2 separate regions of the Homo sapiens genome follow, and region 2 is linked to region 1. The links are chromatin loops, found by intact Hi-C in ENCODE. Cell type or tissue: PC-9. All regions are shown on one strand. Each heading gives the region's core, and the rest is flanking DNA. Links, peaks and the distances in the headings are about the cores only.

Region 1 (2,918 bases), core at 201-2,700:
AAACATGGATGGTCTGGCTTTCCACGTGCCCATTGTGTCACCTTGGGCAAGTTGTTTAACCTCTATCTGTTTCAGTTTCCTCATCTGTATAGATGGAAATAATAATATTACCTGCCATATAGGGATGTTGAGAGGGAAATGCATGCAATTTGTTTGGAACAGACTGTGTTTGGGACAAAATAAGTAGAGTAAAAATGTTACTTAATATTACAAATTTGCTATCAACTCTAGACTCCAAGCCTGACTTTCCCATGTGACAATATGGTATTTAACTAATTATATAAAAATCATCTGTATATATGCCTCTTTTCAAGGTAATGGAAGAATACAGGAATGAATAAAACTAGTATCTTTCCCCAAGAGGCCTATCATTCAGTAATAAAATTGGGAAATATACACATTTTGTGGGACTTTGAATATCTTTTTTTTTTTTTTGAGTTGGAGTCTCACTCTGTCACCCAGACTGGAGTGCAGTGGGCGATCTCGGCTCACTGTAACCTCTGCCTCCCGGGTTCACGCCATTCTCCTGCCTCAGCCTCCCAGGTAGCTGGGACTACAGGCACTTGCCACCACACCTGACTAATTTTTTGTATTTTTAGTAGAGACGGGGTTTCATTGTGTTAGCCAGGATGGTCTCGATCTCCTGACATCATGATTTGTTCTCCTTGGCCTCCCAAAGTGCTGGGATTACAGGCTTGAGCCACCGCGCCCGGCCTGAATATCTTATATGCCTTAAACCTCCATGAAACCTGGCTCAGTGGCTGCTACACACAAGATACTCAGTGAATAAATATGGAAGAATTGAATATGGTGAGTGAAAAATCAAGATTTAGGGAAAGCTTCCTGGAAGGAGAAACAACATAAGATACGCATGGAGGCCTAAGAAGGATCCATTTAAGAAGTTCATGGTGGTGGATTCATGGGTTCAGGGTCAGTGTATAAAAAAATTGTAAAGATAGATTTCAACCTGGATATTGGATGGTCTTAAATGACATCCTATAGGCTTAAGTGCCATGCAGTACCCAATGGAGGCAAGCAGGACATCAGATGGTTCACAAAAGAATCTGGCGTGATTGGATATGAACAATAGGATCATGTCTTTTATGATTTTGAGGACCATTAGGACTGGTAGTCTGGTATACTAATCTTCACAAGATCAAAACCACTCATCTCGTAAGGTTGCTGAGGGAAATGTTCATGCTTGGGGTCAAATGCAAAGAAAAGCAAAATAATATTTTTTTTTGGTTGGACTTTTTGTCAACAACTCCACAATGCCAATAACTCTGTTAAGATGGGCTTGCAACATGGCATGTAGACAAGAAGCCCAAGAAACCTTCTTGCTGTTCCTAAGCCTAGACTGTAACTTGGATGCTGTGATCCAACTTGCCTCAACGACAATAACTTTTGAGTCTAATGGCTTAAATATACATGAAAGAGCAAGACAACTAGATGACTCGATCTCTTCCTTGTGCAGAAAGGCTTGGGCCACTTCGCTATTCCTTGGCCATAAAAGGAGAAAGAAAGAAAGAAGAAAAGAGCCACACCTGTGGATGTGATGATTAATCCACAATAACCCTGCATGTGTAGGCCAGGCACATGCTTGGAGTCTGACTCATTAAATGTGTGTCCCTCCTCTTAGAAGAGGAAGAAGACATGGGGAAAGTAGCTGTTTGTCTTTCCAGAGGCCTACCTGGAAGTTGGGTTAAGGAAGTTAAACATTAGAGGTAGAAGGAATTTGAGCGAGGTCAGTGTCTGTGGGACTGAACAGTGTCTTTGATTTCAAAGGCATTGAGAATTCTGATTTAATGTTGAAGTGAAAGATGTGGAGACACTGAAGATGTTTATCAGTTTCTAGTCTTCTGTGTCTGGGAGCATGGTGCTGCCATTAACTAAGAGAAGCAATGAAGAGGCTAAGATGACTTCTGTTTTTTTTTTGTAGTTTTAGCGTACCCTTTAAACAAAACACATCTGCTAGTACCCTGAGGCTACCTCAAGGGTAAGCAGAGCATTAAGTTAATTGACAAGTAATATTACAGTGTGAGGAAAAAGGGAAGGATGAATACCACCTTTTATCTTTTCCTAGAAAATAAGTAACAGGAGTGTAGAATTATTCATGAGGCAGGTGAACCTAGGGTCCTGTAGTAAATGGCTGCTTTTTAAGCGTCATTTCTGTGTTTCAGATGATGTCGTAAACTGTCTAAGAGATGCTGAAAGCTTTTTCAGGAAGTATGTAACAAAAGTTTTGAAAGGGGCTAGTCACAGAAATTGATTCCTGTGATGGTTAATTTTGTGTGTCAACCTGACTAGGCCACAGGGTACCCAGGTTAAGTGTTATTTCTGGGTGTGTCTGTGGGGTGTTCCAGATGAGATTAGCCTTGACAAGTTGAATTGGTAAATTTAGTAAGGTAGATCGCACTCCTTAGGGTGAGAGGATAGTATCCAATTCATTAAGGGCCTAAATAGAACAAAAAGAGGAGGAAGGGAAGACGCACCCCCTTCCTGGCTGTCTGTGAGTGCAGGTATGGGTGTCCTACCCTTGAACTTGGATCTTCACCTTTGGTGCCCTGGCTCTCAAGCTTTTGCACTCAAACTGGAGTTACGCCACTGGCTTTTCTGGGCCTTTTGCTTGCACACAGCAAATTCGGGGACTTCTCAGTCTCTATGGTCGTGTGAGCCAAATCCTTACAATCTCTCTCTCTCTCCATATGTATGTGTGTGTGTGTGTGTGTGTGTGTGTGTGTATACACACACACACACACACACACACGCACACACACCAGAGAAACAGAACCAATGTGGGAAGTATATATAAAATAACATATTGGTTCCATTTCTTTGGAGAACTTTAACTAATAAACCCTCCTAGCAGTATTTTCATAGTTTAGCGGAGGGACTTGGCTCTGGGAATTATTTAAAGC
Region 2 (2,918 bases), core at 176-2,675, 73 kb after region 1:
TTCATTTATTGAGAAAGTTTCAATGTTTTCACGTATACACACAATGCTTGCATACAAAGTCATCATTGTGATAATGTACTTTAATGGAATCAAATTTCTGATGTCCTAGACAGCAGAAGAAATCTGTCCCAGCTCTCAGAGTTTGCCTTCAGTGTTTGTTCTCTCCGGGACTCTGTCCGTTTAGATGGTGCCTGCCAGCACTGAGGGCAGATCTTCCCCGCTTAGTTTACCTGGTCTCACATACTAATCTTTCCTGGGAACACCCTCACAGTCACACCCAAAATTATGCTTTATTCCGTTTCTAGGTGTTCCTTTATCCATTCAAGTTGACACCTAAAATTAAGTTCACAAATCTACCTACTGTCAGTTTGGCACCCATATATATCTCCTTAAATTATACTTAACTGGCAAATAAAGACAACAACAAAGTAATAGTTGTGTCTAACATTCAGCAACTAATTGTGTGTACAGCTGAAAACACACTAATCTTCCTCCAGAATCCAGCTTTTAGGATTTCAACATTAGGGATTTTAATCTTTTGGGATTGTGATTTTGGGGATTTTACATGGTAGGGATTTTAGATTACAAGGATCTGGGCTTTAGAGATTTTGATCTTTAGAGAAGATTTCAACATTAGAGAGTATGGAGTTTGGGAGTGTGCCTTTTGGGATCATGATTCAAACCCCATTCTGGCCTAATTTCTTTCCCTCCTTAGGAAGAAAATGTCTAGTTTCTCATTATATGTATGATGTCATCTGTAGGGATTTGTTTTTTTCAAATAGATTTTTTTTTATTAAGTTGAGGAAATTCTCCTCTATTCTTAGTTTGCTGAGAAGTTTTACAATATGAATGAATGTTGGATTTTGTTAGATGCTTTTTTGGTATTAATTGATGTTATGATATTACTTTTCTTTTCTAGCTTGTTGATGAGGTAAACTACAATGGTTGTTTTTCCAGTGTTGAACAAGCTTAAATTATCTGTAATAAATCCTACTTTGTTATCATGCATAATTATTTTTATATATTGCTGAATTCTTTTTGATAGTATTTTGCTAAGGATTTTTATATCTACATTTATGAGACATGTTGGTGTGTAGTTTTCATTTTTTGTACTATGTTTTTCTGTTTTGGGTATCAAAGTAATGCTAACTTCCTAAGATTAATTGGAAAGTGTTCACTTTTTTTTATTTCCTAGAAGAGATTATGTAGAATTGGTGTTAATTCTCCTTTCAATCTTTGATAAAACTCCACTGAAACTCTGAGTCTGGAGATCCCATTTTTAGGGGTTTTAAAATTATGAGTTAAATTTTCTTGATAGCTATAGAGCTGTTCAAATTGTATATTTGATGGTAGGTGAGTTATGGTACATTTGTAGTTCTTATCCTTGTTCCTTATAGGTAAGATTTTTTTTCCTCTAGTTCCTTCAAACTTTTTCTCTGTTTTTGGTGTTCTGTAATTTGGATAGTACATGCTAGGTGTCAGTTTTTTGATATTTTTCCTGCTTGGTGTTTGCTCAGCTTCCTGAATCTGTGGTTTGGTGTTGGTGATTAATGTTAGAATGTGCTAGGTCATTGTCACCTCAAATATTTATGCTCCATTCTTTTTTCTTCTTCTAGTATTTTAATTGTTTGCACATTGCACCTTTTGAAATTGTTGCTAGAGTTCTTGGATGTTCTCTTCTGTTTTATTTAGTCTTTTCTCTCTTTGCATTTCAGTTTGGGAAGTTTCTAGTGATATACCTTCAAGCTCATTGATTCTTTTCTCAGTCTATTAACAAGCCCATTAAAGGTATTTTTTATTACTCTCATATTGTTTTTAAATTCTAGAATTTGCTTTTGATTATTTCTTAGCAATTCTGTCTCCTGATGTCTAGAGTATTAATGTGCTTATCAAAGAAATTAATATCTAACATTTCCCTTTGTTTCTTTCTTAGGGTTTTTTCTCTTTGCTTACTTTACTCAACTGTTCTTGAATGCTGTCTACTTTTTTCCCATTGAGCCCTTGATGCATTAATTATAATTATTTTAAATCCCTGCCTGATAAGTCCAACATCTGTGTCATGTCTGAGTCTGTTTCTGTTGTTTACTACGCCTCTTAAGACTGTTTTTCCTTTTTTTTTTTTCTTGGTTTGGAATGCCTTATCCTTTTTTCTTGGAAGCTGGACATGTTGCATCGGGTAACAGGAACTGAGATAACTGGGCCTTCAGTGTGATGATTTATATGAATATGGCTGGTAACTGTGCTGTGTTTATTGTTTGCTGTAGCTGTAGGACTGGAGGTTTTAACTTTCTCTAGTGTCCTTGATTTGGTATTTTTCTTGACTTGTGTCTCTGGGCTGTGATCTTCCCAAGTATTTTTCCATGGTTCCCTTCCCTAGTGAGACAGGAAAGCTAGAGAGGACTAGTTGGGGACAGATGTCTTCCTGGCTTGAATAAGGTTCTGGTAAATTCTTTTTCTCTAGGCCTTTTCTGTGGAGACTTCTCTGGGTGATTATTCTTTCCTTTTACTTGGGTCTAAAAAAATGTTCACTTTAAGTTTATTCAGCTTTTTCATATGATTACAGAAAGTGTTTCCTATCCTCATACCTAATCACTAAACTAATAGGGCTCTGGTATATTACCAGTGCAAGATTCAAACTCTATCTAATCAGGGTCTTTGCCCAATTAAAAAATTGGTTTATTTGTTTTCTTGATGTTGAGTTCCTTGTATATTTTGGATAATAACCCTTTATCAGATACATGGTTTGAAAATATTTTCTCCCATTCTGCAGGTTTCTTTTTTGTGTTGGTTATTTCATTTTCTGTGTAGATTCCTTTCATTTTGGCCTACTTGTTTGCAGCTTCCACACACTGCACCTCCCTGTTACATCTCTTCTATGCTCAACTGGGTTTAGGAAGAACTACTTGGGATATTCAGGT

What was found. Hi-C counts contacts between places; a loop is a spot of excess contacts. Peaks named below come from ENCODE experiments on the same cell type or tissue, not always from the same donor. Only the 100,000 strongest peaks of a DNase experiment are listed, where the experiment ranks them.
Region 2: a loop joins it to region 1, with 4 times the contacts of the local background. A loop is called at or near these places in 2 of 110 quality-filtered maps.

What each region holds. Positions count from the first base shown.
Region 1 is chr2:226,410,627-226,413,544 of GRCh38, reverse strand. No RefSeq gene overlaps it. Among named protein-coding and RNA genes, the nearest start is that of MIR5702, 250 kb to the left of the region's middle. In PC-9, for the core only: no CTCF peak of the experiment used is centred there; a DNase peak (open chromatin) is centred at 1,604; H3K27ac peaks cover 1,909 bases.
Region 2 is chr2:226,337,658-226,340,575 of GRCh38, reverse strand. No RefSeq gene overlaps it. Among named protein-coding and RNA genes, the nearest start is that of MIR5702, 320 kb to the left of the region's middle. In PC-9, for the core only: no CTCF peak of the experiment used is centred there; a DNase peak (open chromatin) is centred at 1,535; H3K27ac peaks cover 1,209 bases.